Linked DNA regions of Mus musculus: region 1 is linked to region 2. Evidence: chromatin loops called from intact Hi-C (ENCODE). Cell type or tissue: gastrocnemius. All regions are shown on one strand. Links, peaks and the distances in the headings refer to the core of each region. The heading gives the core; the rest is flanking DNA.

Region 1 (13,091 bases), core at 2,646-10,645, 140 kb after region 2:
GACTAAGATTGTTATATGAATGACCAAATATTATTTTTAAAAGCTCCATCTCAAGAGAATGCAGCCCTGCTGACACCTTGATTAAGCCGGGAAGGCTCATTCCGAACCTCTAGCACCCAGTACTATATGGTAATAAATTTATGTAGCTCTAAAAAAATTGAAAGTATATACATTTGACCCTCAGTATCCGAGAAGGAATGCTTCTAGAATGCTAAGACCTGAGATGCTCACATCCCTCCGGTGTAAAATGGTGCATCCTTTGAATATGACCCACAAACATCCTTTAGGCCATCTCTAGATTACTTGCCACACCTGACACAGGGTCAGTGCTATGGAAACAGTTGTCACTCTGAGCTCTTCAGGGTCTGATGACACACATAAATAATACAAGTATGTTTGGGACAGGCACAGTTCTTTTTTTCCCCAAATGGTTCATAATTGGTTGAATCTGAGGATATAGAACCCACAGATATGGAGGTTTAATTACATAGACAATCGTCAGCTAGTGAGTTCCCCAGGGACCCGTAACTTCCAGGGTTGGTATACATATATCATACCTGCCCTTCAGGTTGACACTGGCCCCCCTCCCTTAAGCACTGTAATACCGTGGTGTTAGCTGAGTCACCTCCTGACCTGTGTCTTAAGCAGACCTGTTATGCCTACATTTTTGCTGTTAGCGGCCCTGACCTACCATGGTAAGTTCAGCTCTGCTGCTCGGAAATGATTTCAAGATGACAGGAAGGCAGGCAGAGGCTGCTGGGAGAACAGAAAACCCAGAGCCATGACCCCAGTCAAAGCATGTGGAAGGGTCCAGCCCCCACAGGCCTCATAGACAGGATGTGAGTTGTCCAGGCTATATACCCTTCTGAACCCTTGAGTTTCAGGAAGAAAGCAAATAAACTTCGGGAGTAGTTTACCTGGCCCCATATGACCTTCCAGCTTAAGTCTTCTAAGTCCTGTGTATGAGGTCTTCACTAACAAGGTCTTACCTTCAAGGAACATGATTTAAAAAAAAAATAGTGACAAGATAGTGATTGAGAGAAGATACAAAGGCAGCGCTTTCTGCACAGATAGTGTGGAGATGTTGGGTTCTACGTGACTTTTGCTGAAGAGAGGCCTCACCACAGGAAGGGCACAGCTACACAGGGTTACATGAGATCCACCCAGCCTTACTTCATGTCACCCCCATCCTTGCCCAACTGTAGAGAGACTATATTATGTCTATATGGATGTATCACCTGTCAATAATAAATCTGATGGCCTATAGCTAAGGCAGGAAATAGGAGGTGGGACATGTGGGAGGCAGAAAGGATCCTGGGATTGTTCCAGGCAGGAGATTAGCCTGGGAAGATGGGACAAGACAGACACATGGTACCTGAGCACAGGTCAACATCCATGTGACAGAATGTAGATTAAAATAAATGGGCTATAGATTAAAATAAATGGGTTGTTTTAAGTTATGATCTAGTCTAGCTATATGGCTAAGGTATTCGTAACTATATTTTGAGTCTGAATCTTATTTCTGGGAGCATGGGGCTGAGAGGAAGAACACAAAACAGCCTGATGAATTGGTGGACATCAAAATAATGGCCTCAATAAAAATGAACTCCAGCCAGGTGGTGGTGCTGCACGCCTTTTATCCCAGCACTTGGGAGGCAGAGGCAGGCAAATTTCTGAGTTCGAGGTCAGCCTGGTCTACAAAGTGAGTTCCAGGGCAGCCAGGGCTACAATAGCGAAACCCTGTCTCAGAAAAAAAAAAAAAAAAGAAAAAACTCCATCCATTGAGTGTTCAATGCACCTACAGCAGACTCCTATGTGGAAGGAGGTTTGATATAGCCCCATTCCTGAGAGAGTCGTGCAGTGGAGTGGACACACAGGGGTCAGTCATTCTCACTAGAAGAGATACTTGTCCTGCATGGGAATTGCCTTTCGCACCTGCACCACTCCTGCCTGCCAGGTTCAAGATTTCGGATTCTGAGAACTTCTCATTAGTCAGCAGAGAGCTTCACACTATCTTGATTCAAGCCTGTGAAATCATTTGTATCAGACAGGGGCGTGGCAAGTTCAGGACACAGAATTCACCAGCCTTGCCAAGATGCTTAGCAGTGCCCTGACAGGACAGTTGGATAGCCTCTTGGCAATGGGGGTGGAGAAGCAGCTGAGGCAGAGTATTTTGTATCAACTATCTTACAGCTGGTCACAATAGCAAAGACTAAAAGCCGGAGTCGTTGTACAGCATGCAGATCAGGCAGGGGAAGGCAGAAACGATACATAGCTAGTTCCACCTGAGCATCTACAGAAACAAAGACTGGCCCTGTTGACTGGTGCTCTCCTCACTAGATAGGAGTGCTTGTGAGTTGAGCATTAAGGGGGTTGTCTTTCATCCCCATAAATTCGACAACCAGAAAGTGGGCCTCAGAGCACCGAGCCACTTCCTGCTGTCCATGATAAAATCCAGGAGCCACATGTGGACCGTCCAGTCACTGACAAATACTGCCTGTGGAAAGAATCATGCTTGTTCCTGTGATGCTAAGATTCTAATGGTCTCATGCTTAGGTTAGGAACAAGTGTCCAGCAGCAGCTGCCTCAGACACTGAGGGGTTGCCCACCAGTCTGGGATCACCCATCAGCCATCTGCAGGAAAAAAAAGACCCCCCAAGACAAGAGTCCTGCATCTTCAACAATGTCCAGTTCCTCTGAATAAAGTTGCCTTTCTCTCCCCAATGTCTTATCTCTAGAGTGAGCTGGCCTTCTGTGCATGGGGAATTCAGACTTGGGCCTGGTAACATTGTGGGTATATCAAGCCCATGGTTCCCCCCACGCACACTATGCTAGGGTCTATTATTACCTGTTATGTTTTATGGTCTGCCTTGCTATCTTCCTATTTAAATTAGAAGATTAAAAAAAAGATAGAAAGAATATAATAAGGCTTACAGTGGAATACTACCACCTAGACATGGATTAAATGATAAATAATGCATTTCTACTTTGGACAGGGTGTATGAGGTATGGTTGCATCACGGTAGAACATTAAGTGTGAGCTAAGAAGGTGCATGGCCGTGAAGTTAATAGAGCAGACTGTGTAATTTTACATTATTTCTGCCTGTCTCCTGGAATTCCCAGGGCTCTGAGATTGACATTGCAATCACTGAACTTTGACGGCACCAGGTTGTTCTCCATAATGTGGGTCAGCCTTATGCAACCAGCTGAAGGCCTTAACTAAGCCCGGAGATTGGCATCTCTAAGGAGGAGAGAAGTCTCCCACAGACCTTGTCAATGTCATTGAGTCCCTGAATCTCAGATTTTCCCAGCCAGCACTGTCACACGAGCCACTTAAGTCCTCTATGGTGAATTAGTTAATGAAATGCTGTGCTGTTGGCTGTGTTTCTCTGGAGAACTATGGCAAGAACTGACCAGCATCTGAAACAGCTGCACAAACATGTGCCCAGGAACTGGTCCATCTAGCCCAAACCAGCCTGCTCTCCACCCCACCTCTGCAGCTAACATATGCCTTTCCGCACTCCTTGTGAGTTCTGTACTAGCTCGCTGCGCCAGTGGCCTTCCTCTGATCCCCAAAACCCTCCTTCCCATGCCTGTCCATCTCTTCCCACAACCATGCATGGTTTTGTTCCTTTAATAACTCTCAAGCTCTATAAAACTCACAATAGTCCTGCTTTCTTTCCTGTACCGTGACTGATACAGCACCACACGTGTGTGTGCGCACATGTGCACACACACACACACACACACACACACACACACACAAAATGTGCCTATAGAATAAAGACCAATATTGTCAAACAGTTCTTGTTTCTTATCTCACTCGTCCATGTATTGTTCACTGAGGATCTATCCCCGAGTGCTGACTGTGCCCAGGTGCCTAAGAGAACACCAGGAATTGTCACTGGGACCTAGAACCGTGGCCTTTGCCGGTGAGGGGGGGGGGGCATTAAGCTCAATATAAAAACTTTTTGAAGATGAAGGGCACGTAGCACAGAACGTCCATTCCATTCAAGATAGCAAGATAGCCAGTTCACACATCCTACTTACCGTGGACACTGGGGAGCTGGGCTCCAAACTAAATATCCATCAGGTTCTCTTTCATGTCTGCCTATCATATAGTATAATGAATATAACATGACTCCTATATTATCCCTGTGAGATTCTTAGATCCTATATTCTGGGATAGCTATGAATTCTGACAGGGTAATAATAGTCTCAGAATAGTAACAAAAAAGGCATAGCATTGGGGTTTATTGCTTACCATATGCAAAGCAATTTTCATGAGCTGTTTTGTAATCTTCCTGCAATGCTGAAAGCCATAGCTTGCCATCTCTACTGTATGGATAAAACACTGAAATTCAGCGAGTTCTGCCACCTCTCTCAAACCTCTCAGTAACTAACCGTAAGATGCTGACATCTTTGTGGCCTCAGAGACCACGGGTTTGGTATGGTTTGGTTTCTTTTCTGCTATTACACTTTGAGTGGCAGTATTATCATAACACAATTAACAAGATTATTTATTACACAGTTACCTATAATAAAAGCTTAATTTAAAATTTTTCAGATAAGATTTTGAACGTATTTTCCATTGTCCACATGCATGTGGTGTATGTGTGTGTTGCACGTGTGTGTGCACATACACGTGTGTACGTGTAAGCTTCCATGTGGAGTCCCACGGTTGAATACTCCTGCATGCCTCTTCCACCTTACTCAGTGAGGCAGGATCTCTCAAATCAAACTCAGAGTTTGCTGATATTGCTAGTATTGCCAGCCAGCTTGCTGGAATTGGGGGGAGCGTTCCCTCGATCTCCAGCTTACAGGGCTGGAATCACAAGTGATGCCCCACACCCAAGTGGTGTTTCCATGGATTCCAAGAATCCTAACTCTGGTCCTGATGCTTGCAAAGCAAGCAGTTTAACCACTGAGCCATGTCCCCAGCACCTGCACATACATTACTGACTCCATTAACATACGAACTGCAACGTCATCTGTTCGAATCACTCCAGTGTACTTGATATTCTCATTTAATCTTCACACGAGCCCCATATGAGGTGTTAATCTTTTTCTTTTTTTTTTCTTTTTCTTTTCTTTTTTTTTTTTTTTTTTTTTAATAGGAAAATCAGAGAGCCTAGGAAAGAGTCCACGTTGGGAGTGAGACTCTCGCCGATGCCCATGCTCTACCTCCCATGCTCTTGCTCCCTCTCCCACTCTGGCTGGGGGAAAGGATGCTTCCTGCGTTTCACAGAATCTGCTCTTTCTTTCCCTTCTGCGTGCCAACATCATTTGCTGTTGTTTCTCTCTGTCTGCCGTCCTCAGTAAATGGCATCTTGTTTATCTCATGACAGTCTCCGTTTTCAGTCCCACTGAAAGATCTGGAAGGTTCTTTTCGTTGGTAAATTTCCAGAGGAACAGTCAGTGGAAGAAAGAAAACTTATCAGAGTACGGAAGCTGCGAAGGGACAAACTGCTTCTACCCATTGCCGCTCATACGTCAGACATGGCTTCCCCTTTGCTCACTCACACTCTCCCTCCTAACCTGAGGACTCTGCTTCCAACCAAGACTCAGACCCACTGAGGATTTCATTTCGCCCTCAACTGCAGCTGACTCTGGCCATCGGGGATAATTGTTGACAACTAGGTAGACACCCTGTCTCTTCTACAATCAAAGGGAAAGATGGCCGTGACTTTGTGACAGAAACCTGGGGATAAAGTCTGACTCCTATGATTCAGTTCACCACCACCCTCAGCTCCAAAGCAAAAAATAAAATTAAATAAATAAAATAAACTCGAAGGGAAGAGAAGTGGTTTTGAACTCATTACAGGGAAAGAACATATGATTCACGATAAGGAGAAACATCCACAGAAACTCACAGTGGGACTAAACAGCTAACGTTTATGAAAGGCTCCATCTGTGCCTAGAGAGCCATGTGCGCTTTTCAACTGCCCTGCCAGACAGACACGGTCATTTCCATATTTTACAGAGAATGACTGCCAGGAAGAAAGTCTGAGTTTATGAACATTTCCAACTCAAAGGAGCAAGCTTTTCCCATCATACTTTACAGCATTTATGTATAAAATTATGCAAATTTCTCTTCAACTCTCTGAAAATGAAGTTGTATGAAAGATAATAAAATCTTCAAAGGGGGGGGCTTGAGAGCCTGCTGAAGCCTCTACGAACTGCCCCTCTTCTCTCGTGGTTCTTATTCCAAGTACCGCTGGGCTTAAGCCTCAGGAAAACTTGTTTTTGAAACTCAAATCAATAACAAAAGCAAACAAGAAAAAAATTTTTTTCATCTCATCTTTAAAAAAAAAAAACAACTTAGAAATGTTCCAGCCCTACAGTCCCAGAAGCTGAGTCCCATCTCACTTAGTCATGGGAGAAGCCCTGTGCCCTGCTGAGGAAGGGAGAAGCCCTGTGCCCTGCTGAGGAAGGGAGAAGCCCTGTGCCCTGCTGAGGAAGGGAGAAGCCCTGTGCCCTGCTGAGGAAGGGCTTCTTCCTCCCGGTAGTGGGTTTCGGCTCTTCTCACCAAAGATACCGTCCCTTCTCCTCACCCATGGGAGGCAAACCAGGCCAGAGTCTCCTAACCCACCCCAGGTTTTGAGTGAAGTTCAAAAAAAAGAGAACAACTAAGGAAGCTTATCCTGGAGACAATGTGCCACTGTTGTTCCTGATCACTGGCATGCTCTCTCTCCCTCTCTCCCTCTCTCTCTCTCTCTCTCTGTCTCTCTCTGTCTCTCTCTCTCTCTCTCTCTCTCTCTCTCTCTCTCACTCTTGCTTTCTCTTACACTCTCTGGCTCATTCTCTCTCTCGCTCACTCTCGCTCTCATTCCCTTCCTCTCCTTCCTCCCCATCCTCAAGGATCCAGCCTGAACACTCATCCTGTCCATCTGAGGTCATATCACATGGTTGCTGGATCCACTGTGGTTCCGTGGACCCTCCATGAGCACGGCGCAGGGCACAGCGGACTCACTGCATTGCCATAGGTTCGGGTTCTTTTGCATGGAAGAGGAGAGCCGGTGGCTGCTAAGCCGGCTGAGAGCTACCAGTGGCAGAAGTTACCTGTAGGTCAAGGTTTACTGGTAGAGCAAAGAAAAGGATAAAAGAAAGGGGTCATAAAGCTTAGCAGATCAGTGCACCATGTAAAATCAGAGCTGATAGCACATCCAAGGACCCAAAGGTTTACCAGAACTCCAAATTCTGATAAGCAGAAGAGAACTGAGATTGATGGAAACGTCTCCCAAAGCTTGGAGGCAGAGGTGGGTAGCGTTGAAATAGAACCATGTCAGAAACACAATGATTCTTGTTAAGATGTGAAGGGGGGGGGGGCATTGTAACTGATCCCTAAAGATGTAGGGTGTGTGAACACAAATCATGAACATCTTTTGCGTGAACATCTTTCGATCGCATAAATACATCAGTTTCAGTCCTAGAATCTTTCTACACAATATTCTGCTTTGCCTACAGCGCTGTCTGGAAAGCTAAGGATTTCTACATTAATGGGATGGACAAGCTAGCTTAGAAAAACAGTCCTTCAGCGGGAGAGGGGGATGGGGGGGAGGATAAGGGGTGGGGGTGGGAAGTAGGGAATCTAAGCAGAGAGTTAAGGAGCAAAGAAAATGTGTGCGTTTTTGTTTTGTTTTAAGAATAAGAGACTGGTGGTGTCTTAGTTACTTCTCTATTGCTGTGTCAAAACCCTATGACCAAAGCAGCTTATTTAAAAAAGAAAAGAGCATTTAATTGTGTTTACAGTTTCAGAGCATTGGAGTCCATGGCGGCAGAGAAAGGGGAATGGTAGAGAACTCACATCGGGCTCCCCACTGGGGAATCTAGGAATGGCTCAACTCTTTTGAAACCTTAAAGCCCACCCCAAATGACTCACCACCTCTGACCAGGTTACACCTCCTAATCCTTCCCAAACAGTTCCACCAGCTGGGGACCAAGTAGCCAAACACCTGAGCCTGTGGAGGGCTCAAATCATCACAGGTAGTTTGAATGAGATGCCTCCCCCCCCCCATAGTCTCAAGGACAGGAACATGTGCTCCTCGGACGGTGGGGTGGGGTGGGGTGGGGAGGCTTAGGAGGTATGGCTGTGCTGGAACAAGTATGCCACTGGAGGGAGACTTTAAGAGCTCAGCTTTGTTCCCTCTGTGGTTTGCTTGAAGTTCAAGGTATGAGTCGGCAGCATCCAGGGCCTGCCACCATCCTTGCTGTTTGCTGGCACACTTCACCACCATAACAAACTCTAAGGCCAGATAAACCCTTTCTTCTATAAGTTGTATTAGTGGTGGTGTCTTATTAGAACAATAGAAAATTAACACAGGGGGCAGGAGAGATGGCTCAGAGGTTAAGAGCACTGACTGCTCTTCCAGAGGTCCTAAGTTCAAATCTCAGCAACCACATGGTGGCTCACAACCATCTGTAATGGGATCTGATGCCCTCTTCTGGTATGTCTGAAGAGAGCAATGGTATACTCATATACATAAAATAAATAAATGAATCTTTAAAAAAAGAAAGAAAAGAAAAAAGAAAAGGAACACAGAAGGTCTTAGGGCCTAGGCTGTAGAGTTGGGTCATTATTTGGTGACACCAACCAGAAAACAAGGGATGTGAAGGCTGGGCCACAGCTCTCAAAGGTCAGCCCCCAGTGACTCTGGGCCAAGGGCCATGTCTCAAAGATCCCCAAGTCTTCTAAGACTTCTCTGGAAACAAACACAGGGGTCTGTCAAGACAGTTCAAGTTCGAACCTTGTAAACACAGGAAGTCATGGGTCATCCTTCACCTGAGAAATTAACAACTCTGCAGAAATACTGCGCCACCCAGAGCAGGGAAAAAATAGAGTTCTTTAATAAAGGAAATATATAACTCTACATACAAAGTGCTCAGAGGTGACAGCTTCGTGTGACGCTTGAGACTCTGAAAAGGTTAGCACACATGGCAGGCAGGTCCTTGTCAGTCAGCTGTTGGAGCTGTGGGGGCTAAGAGGGCAGCAGGCTGTCTTCTGAGCTGGTGGGTGTGCTTTCTCTCAGGTCTACTTTACAGTGCTCTTTGCTCTCTCCTGTCCTGCTTAGTGACCAGTTCTGCCCCGGAACCTTCCAGACCCTTTCCCCTGAGGGCTCCTAGTAGAGAGTTTAACTCTCTTACTGTTCTGCTGTTGAATTTTTCTCTGAAACTAAGACTTTAAGTAAGGCCTTAAGCAACCAGAGAAGGATATTTAAGACTCATGCGTAATTTTGAGAGAACATCGTGTGTCTGTATACATGAGCATTCAAGAGTGCCCGCTGAAACCAGAGCTTAGATCTTGAGTCAAAAAAGAAAACAAAGAACAAAACACCTTTACTGTTTCCAGATTTCCAGAACCTCAAAGCATCTCTGTATATGTGATAAATTAAGCTTTTTTTTGTTGTTGTTTTCTTTTGGTTTTTTGGTTTTTGGTTTTTGGTTATTTTTCTGTTTGTTTGTTTTGTTTTTCGAGACAGGGTTTCTCTGTGTGGCCCTGGCTGTCCTGGAACTCACTTTGTAGACCAGGCTGGCCTCGAACTCAGAAATCCACCTGCCTCTGCCTCCCTAATGCTGGGATTAAAGGCATGCACCACCACACCCAGGTTAAATTAAGCATCTTACAGCAAGATTTTCCTTAATGGGGTTGGACAGAAGGCTCAGCGGTTAAGAGCACTGACTACTCTTCCAGAGGTCCTGAGTTCAATTCCCAGCAACCACATGGTGGCTCACAACCATCTGTAATGGGATCTGGTGCCCTTCTCTGGAGTGTCTGAAGACAGCAACAGTATACACACACATATAAAATAAATAAATCTTTTTTAAAAAGATTGTCCTGAATTAATCTGGTGTCCCTCAATCCAGAGAGATGTCATTATGAACCAGAGGCAGAAGTTTTAGACTGACAGAAGAAACCACAGACCAGAAGGCATCCAAACCAGACGTTAAAAAATGAGAGTGATGTAGTCACAGCCCAGTGATGGTGTCCCAGTGACCAGAAGCCAGGGCAGGAAATGAACAAAATACTTCCTGGACAGGAGAGAAAATAAATGGAATACTTCCTTGAGCTTATAGAGGGAGCAACTTTGGTACCTTGATTTCAGACTTTGAACCTCCCGACAGTCAGAAGGCATTTCTTACATTTCTGTTGTTTTAAGCCTCTCAGTCTCTGATAGAATTTTTTAACAGAAGGCTGAGAGAGCCATCAGTGAAGGAAAGAGAAAAGCTAAGAGTGGAGAGGTCAGGCCTCTCCCTGAGGTGGGCTAGGAACGTGGGGCTTTTAAGAAACCCAAGTGCATCCTTTCTTGTTAGTTTGAACTCACTAGCTTTCTCTCCTACACCCGAGAAGATTTGAATGTCAAAGCAACACAGGCCCCAAGAGCATAAACATCAGCTCATGTGTTCTGTGAGAACAGCCTGGAAGCCAATATTCATCTGGGTGAAGAGTCCCATCATTTTTTTTCTCTTCATTTAAAAACTAATTTAAAAAGAAAAAAGAAAAAGAAAGAAGCAAACCGTGGATTCTAACTAGTGCTCCGCTTTCCTATGACATCATCCCACTTCTAGCTTTTCAGCACAACATCAGCAATGAAAACTGGCTTCCTATCAGTGTCCCTGGCCAATTTCCAGCCTTCGGGGAAATGGTGCACAAAATAATAGCTTTGTTGACATGAAAAGAGAGAGAGGGAGGAGAGCAGAACGTTCGGAACATGAAGTTAACAAGGTGAGGCTCCGCGTCCTGCCGGAAACAATGGCCAATTTACATTCCTGGTTCCTGGGGCAGAGACTGCCCAGCCAGTTTGCAGTTCTGAGTGATGTCTAAGATGCACACAGCACTCCACAGTTCATAAAGTGCTTCCCCACCATCCTTTCTGTTGCTGCGATGAAACACACAACCAGCTTGGAAGGAGAAAGGACTTATTCAGCTTACAGGTTACACCCATCGTCCAAAGAAGCAGGAACACTACTTTCTGGTGTGGTCGCCCATGGCTGGCTCAACCTACTTTAGTAAGCTACCCAGGACCACCTGCCCATGGGGTGGCACCGCCCACAGAGGGCTGGCCCCTCCCACATCCGTCTTTAATCAAGGAAATGCCGCACAGACTTGTCCCCAGGCCCATCTGATGAAGGTAACTCTTCACTTGAGGTGCACTCTTCCCAGGTGACTGTCATTTGTGGCAAGTGGAGAGAAAAAAAAAAAAAAAAAAAAAAAACGAACCTGCGCTACCATCTACTTTCTCGTACACTGACTTCTTCCTCCGCCCCCTTACTATAGATTAGGGCAGCACAGTAGCTCACTCATTATAGGCGAGAAAGCAGGCTCTGTAGAGCTGAGAGATTCTTCTAGGAGAAACAGCTAGTGACTGTAAAACAAGACCCCATTGCCTTACAAAGCAGGGTGAAGTTGAGCCTTGCTTCCTTTGCCCTCCAAAAGTCAGACATGAGGGCTTTGCACCCACTGGATTCTCTCTTGTGTCCCTAAACAGAGGCTTGGATAGAGTTATCTTTTAATTCTGTGGTTTGAATATGAAATGTCCCCCATGGGCTCTTGGGTTAAAGCCTAGGTTCCCAGCTGGTGCCATGCTGGAAGGTTCTGGAAACCTCAGCCCAGGAGCTGCAGCAAGGAATTAGCAGGTGCTTCAGTCTGAATGAGAAATGTCCTCCAGGGGCACATGTGTTGGAACACTTGGTCTCCAGTGGGTTCAGTGTTTGGGGGAGGTTATGGAACCCTAAGGAAGTACAGCCTTGCTGGAGGAAGCCCGTTCCTGGGGGGGAGGGCTTTGAGGGTTCATAGCTTTGCCCGTTTCCTGCTTGCTCTCTCTGCTTTCTGTATGCAGCTAATATGTGATCTCTTGGCTTCCTGCTCCAGCTGCCTGCCGCCATGCCTCCCCAGGCATTATGGACATCTTAACCCTCCAGAGCCATAAGCCAAAGTATACATTTTTTTTCCTTAAGTGTTTTTGGGTCGTGGTATTTTACCACAGCAACAACAGAATTTTTTTTAAAAAAGTAATGAATACAGGAGAATTCCCCAATATGAAAAATGGGTCTTCTGATTTGCCATCCCCAGCTAGGATTCTGAGACTGAGTTGTGTCCACTCCTATCATCCAGACTCCAGATTCCCCAAATTGTCATAGTTTAAGAAATGGTCTCCTATGTATTGGAAATACTGCCATGTCAAGCTCAATTGGGAAAGGGCAGGCTGGATTAAATGGTACCCTAGAAAGAGCAAGAAGGCTTGCCACAGGAAACCCAGTGCAACTTTAGACAGCACTGAAACTGTTAAATGTATCCTACCAGATGTAGTTGCAACTTTAGATTCACTCTTTAGGAGAGCATACAAAGTAACAGGTTTCATCATGGCATCTTCCCCCATGTGGGCCCCCAACTTCTGCTTTCTTAGTTCATCCACTTCTTCACCCTCTCTGTTGTAACAGAGATTTTTCAATCGACCCATGCTTGATCCTTTTCTCCGAAGCCCAGAGCTTTTCAGTGCAGCCACAGATCTGACCTGGGTCATGTCACTGAAGAGACATCAGAGACATTGATGTGGGATGAGGAGGGGGCAGCCGGTTGCTTCAGATCCACGGAGATCCACTTGTGATAAACGAAGGTTTGGTACCATCTCTAATGATGTCCCAACTTCAAGCACAAGGCCACCTGAGTGGGACAGGAGAGATGCAGAGTCTCCTTTAGAACAAAGACCTGCAAAGGAGGCTGCCAGCCTCATCCTCCCGGTGAATTCAGCCAGACGTTGCTGGAAGTGAGAGCAAAGGGATTCATACTAGCTACCTGCCCACAGCTGGAGGTCCATGGCCGTGGTGTAGATGACTTCCTTTTCGTCTCCGGGCAATAAAACTCCTTTTTGTAAAATGTCTTTTTTTTTCCCCCTAAATGGTAAAGTTTGATTTGGGTTGTTAATTTTCCACTTAAAAATCCCTGGCTGGACACTTTTTTAAGAAACGTGGGTGGAATGTGAAGAATAAAGACCAGAAACACACTAAAAAGAAACACTTTTTTTAAGAGGGGGAGGGGCTCATTAGCGCTCCAGAAAAGATATAGCAAAGAAGTAATGAAATCTAAGCTTCTT
Region 2 (12,144 bases), core at 2,948-10,947:
TCAACTTCTCTATGCCTAAGGCAAAGGGGAAAGAATTAACAGCAATATTTTGTGAAAGCTAAATGTATTTGATCTATCTTGAAATTATAAATATCAGAAGGATGTTTATGTTTGTCAGCATGAATGATACAGCTTAGGTTCAAAGCACCAATATGAATAGAAAAGGGTTGTCGATTTTTACATAGTCATCCAAACATTCCTTCTGTGACTTTGAGTCTCTTATCTTCTTACCTGATAGTGGTGGTGTATGGAAGAATGGGAGGAGAGATTGCAGGCCCTAAAGGGGATAGGAACTCCACAGGAAGATGAACAGAGTCAAATAACCTGGATCCTTGGGCTCTCAGATTCTGAACCACCAACCTAAGAACATACATGGGCTGGACTGGCCCTAGTTCCCCTACACATGTGTAGCAGATGTGCAGCTTGGTCTTCATGTGGGTCCCAAACAACCGGACTGCGGGCTATCCCAAAAGCTGTTGTGTGTCTGGGGGGTACGTTCTTCTAGCTGCATTGTGTGGCCTCAGTGAGAGATGAAGTGTCAGGGTTGGGAAATACCCAGGGAGCCCCCACCCACTCAGAGGAGAAGGAGAAGGAGTGGAGGAGGGATTGTGGGAGGAGATGACTGGGAGGAGACAAAGAAAGGGATACAAAGTGAACAAGTAAAAAACTTTAAAAAAAAATTTGCTAAAAGGCAACTGCTAGAGAGACCTGGACCTGCCATGAGCAAATGAATTGATGTTGAAATTCTCCCTCCACAATGTGGGGAAGGGAATGTTTATGCTGCTCTGACCTCTAAAGTTCTACAAAGGACAAACTTAGTTACATCTCTTGCTGGTGATGGTGCAAAGGTTGGTGAAGATTGGACCACCATGGAAGAAAGCCACCATGACAGGTATACTCAAAGACCACACCGGCCAAGAGCAGGATGGAGAGCAATTCCCTCAGAGCATCCATGGGTGCAGCAAGGCCACCAGGACTAGGCTGGGAAGTAACCCCAAAGCCATCTTAGAAATGACTACTGAAATACACCCACTCCTCAACCTCCTCTAGGAGAATCTGGGTGATAAATTAAGGATTGCTCTTAATACAATGGGATAAGTAGTATTCAAAGCTTCAGAAATGTCTCCCAAGAGAAAGTACGTGAATCTACAGCCTCTTGAGTAAGGGTTCCTGAACAGGTTTAGTGTCTATAGAAGAACATAGCCCCCCCGTGTCTGGTCTTCATTGCCAGTCCCTCCCTGTGTTTATATTAGTCTGCTGCTGTGATATCTTGGTTAGTCGGTTCACTTCCGTTGCCTGGTTTTCCCACCTGTAAGATAAGCTCATAGGTTCTTTGGTGCCCTGTGTCTCTACAATCACTTGCTCTTACATCTGAAGACCTTGAGAGATTCTTTTGGGGTGGTCCTCAGAGCAAATAATCCTTAGACTTGACCTGAACCTACAGAAGAATCATGCCCCAACCAACTAGAAATTCAACAGGCATAATCTCCAGTTTTGTTGGTCACTTCTTGGATGCTCTGGAGGAATAGAAAGCGGGCCACATAAAAGGGTGAGGGAGTGTGCCTGTCTGTTCCCAAGCTTTCACTAGCCCTGACCGTAGTCAAGAGCAGACATTTTGGTTGACCTTCAATAGAAATAAGAACAGGGCACTAAGCAGATGCCAGCCCTGGCACACAGCGGCGGTGCTCAGCTTCCAGGGACTGTGTGTTCCCGACACCTCCTGGGCTCACTCAGACACAAAGTGGCTGCCCTGCTTTCAAAAGCAAGCAAGCTCCACTGTCTAGAAAGGGGATACATTGCTTCTGTTACACAGGACAGGACCTCACCTAAGACGAATAAGCAGTAATTAGATCATGAAATCTAGTAGACGATACTCTACAAATGCCGACACAGCCCTAGCTGGACTCTCATCGAAAGTGAGAACCTGCCTACCATCTGTGCCCAGAGTGCCCAGCCCTCCTGGTTGTGTAACTGTAGATTCCAGACGTGCGTAACCTTGTCTCCTCATAGCTTATGCCCCAGGCTCTGAATGTGTCTCATCCTGAGCCAGGCCTCGGTGCTATGTCATGTGAACTAGTATATTTCCCTCTGAGGAGGCCAGTATGCATTTCTCTTTGCAGAAGAAAGGCAATACAGGATGCGTCTGAGTCCAGAAAGCACAGTGCCGAAAGCAGAGCCTTCTCCCTGAGCCTGGACCTGGCAGATGCTGAGTTCTGAGTTCTTATTTAACAAACAAATCTCCCGAGGCACAGAAGTTTGAGTCCCTGTTCCCAGTTGGTGGCACTGTTTGGCTAGGTTTAGGGGGTGTGGCCAGGATGGAGGAAGTACAGGGAGGTACAGGGAGGCAGGCTTTGCAGTTTCCAGTCTGTGTTCCCAGTTCACCTACTCAGCTTCCTGCTCACAGTTGAAAACGTGAGCTCTCAGCTCTCACTTCTAGCTGTAGCCACCATGTCTGCTACCTGCTCCCATGCTGTCTCTGCCTTTAGGAACCCTAACCCTCTGGAACCACAAGCCCAAATAAATGCTTCCTTCTGTAAGTTGTCTTATCCATGGTATTTTATCACAGCAAGAGAATAGCAGTTAATGCACAAAGCTTTTGTCAATACAATTTTATTTTTCAAAACCTAAAATAATGATTCTTTAATATGCGCGCGCACACTACACACATACACACATCACTTGAGGGACATCTTGAAAATGCAATATTCCTCCCACGTGAGTACTGCAATTGCCATTATAAAATTCCACAGGCTGGTTTTGTTTTGTTTTGTTTTGTCTTTTGGGTGTTTTGGGTTGTTTGTTTGTTTGTTTGTTTGTTTTTGAGACAAGGTTTCTCTGTGTAGCCCTGGCTGTCCTGGAACTCACTCTGTAGACCAGGCTAGCCTCGAACTCGGAAATCTGCCTGCCTCTGCCTCCCAAGTGCTGGGATTAAAGGTGTATGGCACCACTGCCTGGCTTCCACAGGCTGTTTTAAATGTCAAAATTTTGTTTTCCTATAGCTATGGAGGTTGTGCTCAAAGATCGGTCAAAGTTCGGTTTCTTCTGTCAGCTCTTAGGCTGTCTCCTCCTGTATCCACATAACAGCTTTCCATATATCTGTGCACTGATCCCTTCTGAAAAGAACACCAACCACACTAGATTAGATTCTACCTTAACAGTCCCATTTTAACTTAATCACTTTATCTTGAAGAAACATTTTTAGTTAAATTATTTTATTTATTTACATTACAAATGTTGCCTCCTTCCCCATCCCTCTCCCAGAGTCCTTCACCCCAACCCCTTTGCCTCTGAAAGGGTCCTCCCCCATACCTCCACCAACCCCCTCACATGCACCCATCTCACCCTACCCCCAGCATCCCCCTTCCCTGGGGTGTCAAGTCTCTACAGGATTAGGGGCATCCTCTCTCACTAACTGAGGCCAGACAAGGCAGTCCTCTGCTACATATGTGCCAGGGGCCACACACCAGCCCATGTATGCTCTTTGGTTGGTGACTTAGTCTCTGGGAGCTCTGAGGGGTCCATTTAGTTGATATTGTTGATCTTCCAATGGGGTTGCCATCCCCTTCCGCTCCTTCAATCTTTCCCCTAACTCTTCCATAGGGGCCCTGGACCTCAGTCCAACGGATGGCTGTAAGTATCAGCATTTCAGTTAGCTGCTAGGAGAGTCTCTCGGTGGATAGTCATGCTAGGCTCCTGTCTGAGAGCACAACGTGGCATCAGTAATAGTGTCGGGGTTTGGTGCCCGAGCATGGGATGAGTCCCAAGTTGGGCAGGTCACTGGATCGTCTTTTCCTTCAGACTCTGCTCCATTTCGTCCCAATTCTGTATCAAAAATTTTGAAGATGGGTGGGTGGCTCCATCTCTTCACTGGGAGCCATATCTATCTGCTGGAGGTGGTCTCTTCGGGTTCTATCTCCCCATTGTTAGGTATTTTTGCTAAGGTCATCCCCACTGAGTTCTGGGAGATCCTCAAATCCCAGATCTCTGGGACTTTCTAGAGGTTTCCCCCGCCTCTAATCCCCCAAAGCTGCACATTTTCATTCATTCTCCTGCCTCTCTGGGCTTCTCTCCTGTCTCCCCCCTGTACCTGATCCTTCCCCCCCCCCTTCTTCCCTCTTCCTCCCCTCTTCCATCCAGGTCCCTCCCTCACATGATTATTTTGTTCCCCCTTCCAAGTGGGATTGAAGTATCCACACTTGGGCCTTCCTTCTTTTTAAACTTAATACAGTCTATGAGTTGTATCATGGGTAATCTGTACTTTTCAGCTAATATCCACATATTGGTGAGTACATGCATGTCCTTTTGGGTTTGGGTTATCTCGCTCAGGATGATATTTTCTAGTTCTATCCATTTGCCGGCAAAATTCATGATGTCCTAGTTTTTGATAGCTGAGTAGTATTCCATTGTGTAAATGAGCCACATTTTCTGTATCCATTCTTCTGTTGAGGGACATCTGGGTTGTTTCCAGCTTCTGGCTCTTATGAATAAAGGCCCTATGAACATAGTGGATCGCATGTCCTTGTTATATTTTGGAGTATCAATTGGGATTATGCCCAGGAGTGGTATAGTTGGGTCTTCAGGTAGAACTATTTCCAATTTTCTGAGGAAGTACCACATTAAAGCTGTACTATAGAGCAATGAAAACTGCATGGTATTGGTACAGAGACATATAAGTCTATCAATGGAATAGAATCAAAAAACTCAGAAATAAAACCACACACCTATGAACACTTGATCTTTGACAAAGAAGCCAAATCATACAGTGGGGGGGGGGGGGGAGAAAGCATCTTCAACAGATATTACTGACCTATCTGGTGGTCTGCATGTAAAAGAATGCAAACCGATCCATTCTTATGTCTTTGTACAAAGTTCAAATCCAAGTAGATCAAAGACCTCAACTTAATACCAGATACACTGAATCTAATGAAAGAGAAAGTGGGAAATAGTCTTGAATACATTGGCACAGGGGAAATTTTCCTAAACAGAACATCAATGGCTTAGGCTCTAAGATCAACAATTAACAAATGGGACCTCATGGAACTGAAAAGCTTCTGTAAGGCAAAGGGCATAGTCAATAGAAAAAAAAAAATGACAAACTACAGATTGGGAAAAAAGTCTTCGCTAACCCTACATCCAATAGAGGGCTAATAATCAAAAATATATAAAGAACTCAAGAAGTTAGACTCCAAAAAAGAAACAAAAAACAAGTAACCCAATCGAAAAATGGGGTACAGAGTTAAACAGATAATTCTCAACAGAGGAATCTCGAATGGCTGATATGCAATTAAAGAAATATTCAGTGTCCTTAGTCATCAGAGAAATGCAAGTCAAAACGACCCTGAGATTCCACCTCACACCAATCAAAATGGCTAAGATCAAAAACTCATGCTGGTGAGGATGTGGAGAAAGAGGAACACTCCTCCATTGTTGGTGGGATTGCAAGCTGGTACAACCACTGTAGAAATCAGTCTGGAGGTTCCTCAGAAAATAGGAAATAGTTCTACCTGAAGACTCATTTTTTTTTTAATGTGAATGTGTGCATGAAGTATCTGCAGAGGCCAGAAGAGGGCGTGAGGTCTCCTGGAGCTGGAGTTACAAGCAGCTGTGAGCTGTCCAGTGTGGGTGCTGGGAATCAAACCTAGGTCATCTATACCAGCAGTAAGTGCTCTTAACTGCTAAACTGTCTCGAGTGTGTGTGTGTGTGTGTGTGTGTGTGTGTGTGTGTGTGTGTGTGTGTGGTGTGCATATATAATGTGTTCTTTTAGTTCTTTGAGAATTTCACATGTTTGCAATGTATCTCAATCATATTTATCGCCCTACTTCCCTTTCCAGCTCCTCCCAGATCTCCTTCAATGTCCCCTCTGTAGCTTCATTTCCTCTTTATTCTAAGTAACTTGTGAATGCAATTAGAGCTGCCTATGTCCTTGTGTGCCGAGGGCCAACCTCTGGAGCATGGTCGACCTACCAGAGGCTACACCTCTAAAGAAAACTGATTCTAGCTCAAGATGCAGGCTTGTGTAGCCCTCTTCATCCGTCATGGAATGCTGCTGACTGGCTTGATCTTGCACAGGCTTGGGCAGGCGGCCATAGTTTCTGTGAGATTACAAGTGCAGTGGTCTTGTCATGTCCAGGGGACAGTTTTACCCCAGTCCTTCCTGACTTCTCTTCCACCATGTTTCCTGAGCCGTGTGTGTGTGTGTGTGTGTGTGTGTGTGTGTGTGTGTGTGTGTGTGTGTTTGTGTATGTCGGGGGCAGGAGGGATGATAGTGATAAAGCATCAAACTGCCTTCTAAGCACATATCTCTATACATATAGATTATGTGGCTCTCTAGTATCATCTACATAGTGGAGAATGATTGATACAGAGATTCACAAATGGTCAAAGTGTGGAGAACACGCAGTGGGGTGAGTGCTCAGTGGGGTGAGTGCTCAGTGGAGTCCTCAGTGGGGTGCTCATTAGGGTGCTCTTAATTGCCTTTTTTTAAAGACCTTATTTCCCAAGTGATCACATTTTGGGCAAGTGGGGTAAAAACTTCAGTATATGAGGTTTAAGGAGATACAGTCCAGGCTGTGACATCTTCAGGCACCGTCTACCTTAATTCAGTCCATCTGTAATAAAGCCATAGATCTTGCAGATTTTCTTTTCAATTGTTTTCTACCAGCCCCTGGGAGCCTAGCTCCACAGGACAGTGTGCAATGAATGGTTAGTGAAGCTCTCCCAACAGACTCTCCCTACTATCCTTCCTACCCCTCATTTGTGGGTCTCCCCAGTCCCAAGTGGAGAGGATGGTTCCTCCTCTTACAATTTCAAACTATATCCAGCATGTTTAGTCACATTTTTGGCATACGCAAGAACTGATAAACCCAAACTTCATTGAGAGAACGTATAATCTGGTTCTGAATTCAGGTCTCAGTGACAAAGAGAATGAGACTAGGAAAAACGTGAACGAAATAAAAGAAACTACGTTTCCGATCCTTTTTGAGGGTGAGGCCTCCCTGCCTATAGGGGAAGCCAGAGATCCTTTGAGAGGAAGTGACCAAGAAGGGTCCTGAGAAAACAGAAATCTCTGTGAGCTTTCTCACAATGCCTTCTACACCTCCCTGGCATGAACAGCCAGGAATCGGAACGCAGCATCCTTGGCTATTGGCCAGCATCCCATCAAGCACACAGCCAGCAGTGAGTCGCCCTCCAGCTCCAGCCAGAGGGACTAGTTCTTGGAGCCTGCGCAGGAATTCGAGAAAACACCTTCCCTGGTGACTCCACAGATCCTGCCCTTCCAGATTGGCTGCAGACTGCCAAGGCCGCACTTTTTCCAGCTGGCAGGCACCCAAACGCAGAAGCAAATCACCCACCCCAAAGGCATCCTTCACCCTGCAAGGTTTTGAACAGAAGCAGCGAATGCATCAGGATTTTAAAGGCACCGCTCATTGTGGATGTTCACGACGTGATGAAGTCTCGAACCTTCTACTTCTTTCCTCCGTTGTCTGGCTTATCTCTCCACCCCACGGGATTCTTCCAACTGCACCATTGACTCGAATGAGAATATTTTTATATGGAACTCTAGAAATACAGAAACAACAATCATTTCTGATTTCAGGCTTGGCCTGGTTTGATCAGATTAAAAGAAAAATATTTACAGTGTTTTTGATAAGGACAATCAGAAGCAAAACCCAAAACAAGCCAAACACTATTTCTGATTAAAAAACATGAAATATTAAGATGTGCCCCATGATAAAATTTAGTGCCTGTACCAAGAGGTCTTCTCTAAGAGGCTTCTGTTTCCCCATGCAATCAGTGTCCGCATGAGATAAGGACAAAAAATAAAAATAAAAATAAAAAACAGAAGAAGAAAAATATTTCACAGATTTTTTTTTCTCAAGATTGTGTTGGAAAAATTCCAAACTTCCCTACCTATGGAGTGCCACTGACAAAGTTGGCTTAGCCAGTGAGAGAATCCTCTTCAAGGTTATCGGGATTTTATAAACCCCAGACAATAGCAGGGCACATAAATACGACTGACTTTTGAGAGGCTCCTGTGATTTGCTTTCACTGAGACACAGTGCCTCAGAAAACCATCTTAAAGGACAGACAAAGGGCGCAGCGCGAGGAATAACCAGGATTTGGAGAACTTACCAGGCCTGTGCAAGGCCGTGGCTCCAAACTGGCTACACACCCATAAGAAAATAACAGAAAACAGAAAGCTGTAGAACGGTCTCATGGGCTTTGTCCCTTCTCAGCTGACCCTGTGCTTTGTGGTCTCGGGTTCAACAGTACATGTGCTGGAGAGCACGGGGTTGGATGGAGATGCTCCTCAGAGAGTGTCAGCAAGCAAAGGCAGAGAGAGGGATAGGCTAGATCCTCTGATGGATCCCTTTGTAAATCTGGAAAAACCGAGAATCGCCATGAAGAGATTTTAATGATGGATTGTCCCGATCAGGCTGGTCTGTAGGCATGCCTGTGAGGGTTTGTCTTAATTAGCTTGATTGATGTGGATAGACCCAGTCTGAGAGTGGATGGCCCGTTTCCTGGTTTGGGGCCTTGGACTATATAAGCATGGAGATGCACACGTGCCTTTCTCTGTGCTCCTGACTGATGGTATGGGACCAGTGGCTTCCGGTTCCTATAGTGATGGACTGTAACCTGCAGTTGTCAGCCAAATGAACCCCTTCCAGACTAAGCTATGTTTTCGTCAGTGTGCTTTAATCATTGACACGTCTCCAAAGACCTAACTTGCTCTCACTAGACACCTCCTCTTAAATTCACCACCATCTCCTAATACGATTACAGGGAGCTAACCAATCTCTAGACCCTTTTCAAGCCATAACAGATGCCAACTTGTAACCCTGGGTTACCCTTTCTGCCAAGGTAGGCATCTGATATGTGAACATTTGCCCGCATCAAAGTAGTCTCAAACTTAAAGTTGCAAGCCAAGCAAACAGAAAACAAAGAAAAAACAAACAAAAACTCTAAAAGCCATGAATAAGATTTTTCCCCCACATGGAGCACAGGAAATCATAAATCAACACTTTTACCAAATACACCAGTGCGGACCTCAGGATCTCAAGTTACTTCAAAGTGGAGATGTCTTGACTGTTGGTTTCAAGTACTTTCAGACATCCTTGGGGTCTTAGTTCTTTCTACATTTGAAGGCTGTGATGGTTTGTTTGTATATGCTTGGCCCAGGGAATGACACTATTAGGAGGTATGACCTTGTTGAAGTAGGTGTGCCACTGTGGATATGGGCTTTAAGACCCTCATCCAAGCTGCCTAGAAGCAGCCTTCAGATGAAGACGCACAACTCTTAGCTTCTACAACATGTCTGCCTGGACACTGCCATTCTCCCACCTTAAAGCTAATGGACTGAACCTCTGAACCTGTAAGCCAGCCCCAATTAAACATTGCCCATATAAGAGTTGCTTTGATCATAGTGTCTGTTCACAGCAGTAAAACCCTAACTAAGACCAAGGCAGTGTGAGGGTGTGATGTCTGGAGCAACAGTAGCCATCTTGTAATCATGAGGAGATAAGCATGAAATGAAAACATACCACTTTACACCCGGTGAAGTCAAAGGGTAGGAACCCCAGAATCCTCTAACCATAGACTAGTCTGAGAGTCACCTGAATCCAGACTTCTTGTCAAGTGGACAATGACATCTTGTCACCTAACCAATGGTTCTGAAACTGGGGCTCCTGGGACAGCATCAGCAGTACCTGGGAATTTGCTAGAGATCCTAGTCCTTAGACCCCACCCCCATCATCCTGAACTGGAGACCCTGAGGCGGGAGACAGCCATGTTGGCATCCCCAACCCTCTAACCGGTCCTGACACAAGCTGATGTTTGAGTACCACTCACATAAGCTGTCGTTTTTTATGTAGTTTTCAGCATGGAGGACCCCTGAATAACAGAAGAAATTGTGTCAGGTCTTGGTAATTGTGATCTGTCTATCACTTACTGTATTGAATTTTCTTCTAACAATACTCATCATTGTGTTCGTGCAAGATCATCCTCACTACACCGAAATAGTCAAAGAAAATGCATTGTATTTGCTTCTGTAATGGACACTCTATTTTTACCACACCCACCTGTGTGTCTGTGTGAAACTTGCTGGCCTTTCCTGACTTCCTTCTGTATTAGTAAGGGTTCTCTAGAGTCACAGAACTTAGGGAATGTCTCTCTATATTAAGGGAAATTGTTGGTATGACTTACAGGCTGCAGTCCAACTAACACAGCACTGGTCAGCTGTGAATGGAAAGTCCAAGAATCTAGTAGTTGCTCAGTCCCACGAGGCTAGGTGTTTCATCTGGTCTTCTGAATAAGCTGGAATGCTAAAGAAGTAGCTTCCAACAGATGTGTGGGCAAGTAAGTGCAAGCAGATTCCAATGTCTTTATGAATGTAGGCCTCCAGCAGAAGGTGTGGCCAAGATTATACCACCATGCCTGGACCTAAACTGTTCTTTACTTGGAACTTGCTCTGTCCCAGGCTGGCCTTGAACTTAGAGATCAGCTTGCCTCAGTTTCCTGGGATTAAAGATGTGTATCACCTTGCCTAGGCCTAAGCTTTTCATGGCTACTCTGCTTCAAGACCTGGATCAAAAGCCTGTCTGTGTCTTCCAGCCCCAAGATCTGGATCACAGGTGTATGCTCCATTTCTGGACTGTAGTTCATTCCAGATACAATCTATTTGGAATAGCCATCATACTTCCTGAGGGATGAAAGACTTATAAGACCATGGATCTCATAAGAATTAAGCAGACAAAAGCATGGTGTAGAGAAGGGAGCTAGACTTGACCTTAGTTCACACAAGCAAGCAATAACTGTCAACAGGAACAGGACGAGAAGAGCCAGCTGGACATCAGCCCAGGGATAGCAAGGGCATTTCATCTCATTTCTAAATGACTCGGATGGCATCTCCACTCCGGGGAAGAACTAGAGTTCTAAAAATAGAATTCTCTTTACTATAAAATTATCTTGACCTATGCTAGTCCATTTGTCCCTGTGGCAAATTTTTCAGCTAGTTTTCCTAGTCTGCAATGTTAAAAACTGCATATTCACATACCATTCTATGAGTCCTAGTCTGTCATGTGCTGCTGTTTTGTGTTTGTTTTCCAAAGGAAAAAACAATACAGCTAAGGCGGCCGACAATGCTAAAAATCGATGCGCCCTGCACTGGGGAGCGTTGTAGCCCTGTGCTAGCCCTCTCGAAATCTCATTCTCTGCATCCACTGACAAACTATTTAATCTCAGTCACAAGCTCATGGGCAGGAGTGAACAATGAAAGCTAGTCTTCAGATCACCCACTGTGACTCAAACGTATTGATCCTGTCATGTGTCACAGCCCTTCTATATCTGGACATTGTAGGCTACAGGGATTTATTTTTAATGCATATGTACTCTCCTTCCTTATGGGGAGCTTTTATTTTTCCTCTGTTTGAAGGTGAGGATGAGAACCCATAAAGATAAAATTTTCCAACCATGCTCATTAGGGGATATGAGGCAAGCAGACTTTTACATTCACCGTGGTTATTAAACTTAGCCACATTAACAAATTAAAGCAGCCTTTGTAATGTCACTGATCAAAAGCAAAACTACTTTCATTCCCAATAATAAACAACAGCGGGCACTCATCACAGTCACCTGAGGCTGAGCCATCTGGCTACCTGAAGACAAGAGCCCAGACCTTCGAGCCCAGACCTTCAACAGCGCAGCCTGGAATCCGGTGATTCCATGATACCTCTGCCGAAGTCAAGCTGTGAGCACCACGAACCCTTGGAAGAATCATGCAGCCAAGGCCCAGCCCAGAGCAAAATCATTCAAGCCCTCTGCTGTCAAAACTCACAACAAAAGACTGCTGCTACCTTGTCACAGCCAACTCTGCTATCAAGAAGGAACATGCTCTCATGTGCTATGCTGTCCGTGTGGATATTTTTGCAAAAAGGAGCAAGAGAGGTAGACACAAAACCAGCCATAACTCATGTGAGTGGCCTGAAGACAGGCCAGGCCCAGACCTTTACCAATGGTTATGTGAAGCTCCTGATGAAAAAGAAGAAAATAAGAAGGAGGAGGAGGAGGAAGAGAGGAGGGGGAAGAGACGGAGAAGAGAAGGAGAAGAAGAGAAGGAGAAGGAGAAGAAGAGAAGGAGAAGG

What was found. Hi-C counts contacts between places; a loop is a spot of excess contacts. Peaks named below come from ENCODE experiments on the same cell type or tissue, not always from the same donor. Only the 100,000 strongest peaks of a DNase experiment are listed, where the experiment ranks them.
Region 1: a loop joins it to region 2, with 2.6 times the contacts of the local background. A loop is called at or near these places in 3 of 42 quality-filtered maps.

The regions. Positions count from the first base shown.
Region 1 is chr16:89,751,650-89,764,740 of GRCm38, forward strand. No RefSeq gene overlaps it. Among named protein-coding and RNA genes, the nearest start is that of Gm52239, 36 kb to the right of the region's middle. In gastrocnemius, for the core only: no CTCF peak of the experiment used is centred there; a DNase peak (open chromatin) is centred at 5,919.
Region 2 is chr16:89,606,665-89,618,808 of GRCm38, forward strand. No RefSeq gene overlaps it. Among named protein-coding and RNA genes, the nearest start is that of Krtap11-1, 42 kb to the left of the region's middle. In gastrocnemius, for the core only: no CTCF peak of the experiment used is centred there; DNase peaks (open chromatin) are centred at 7,278 and 10,851; H3K27ac peaks cover 952 bases.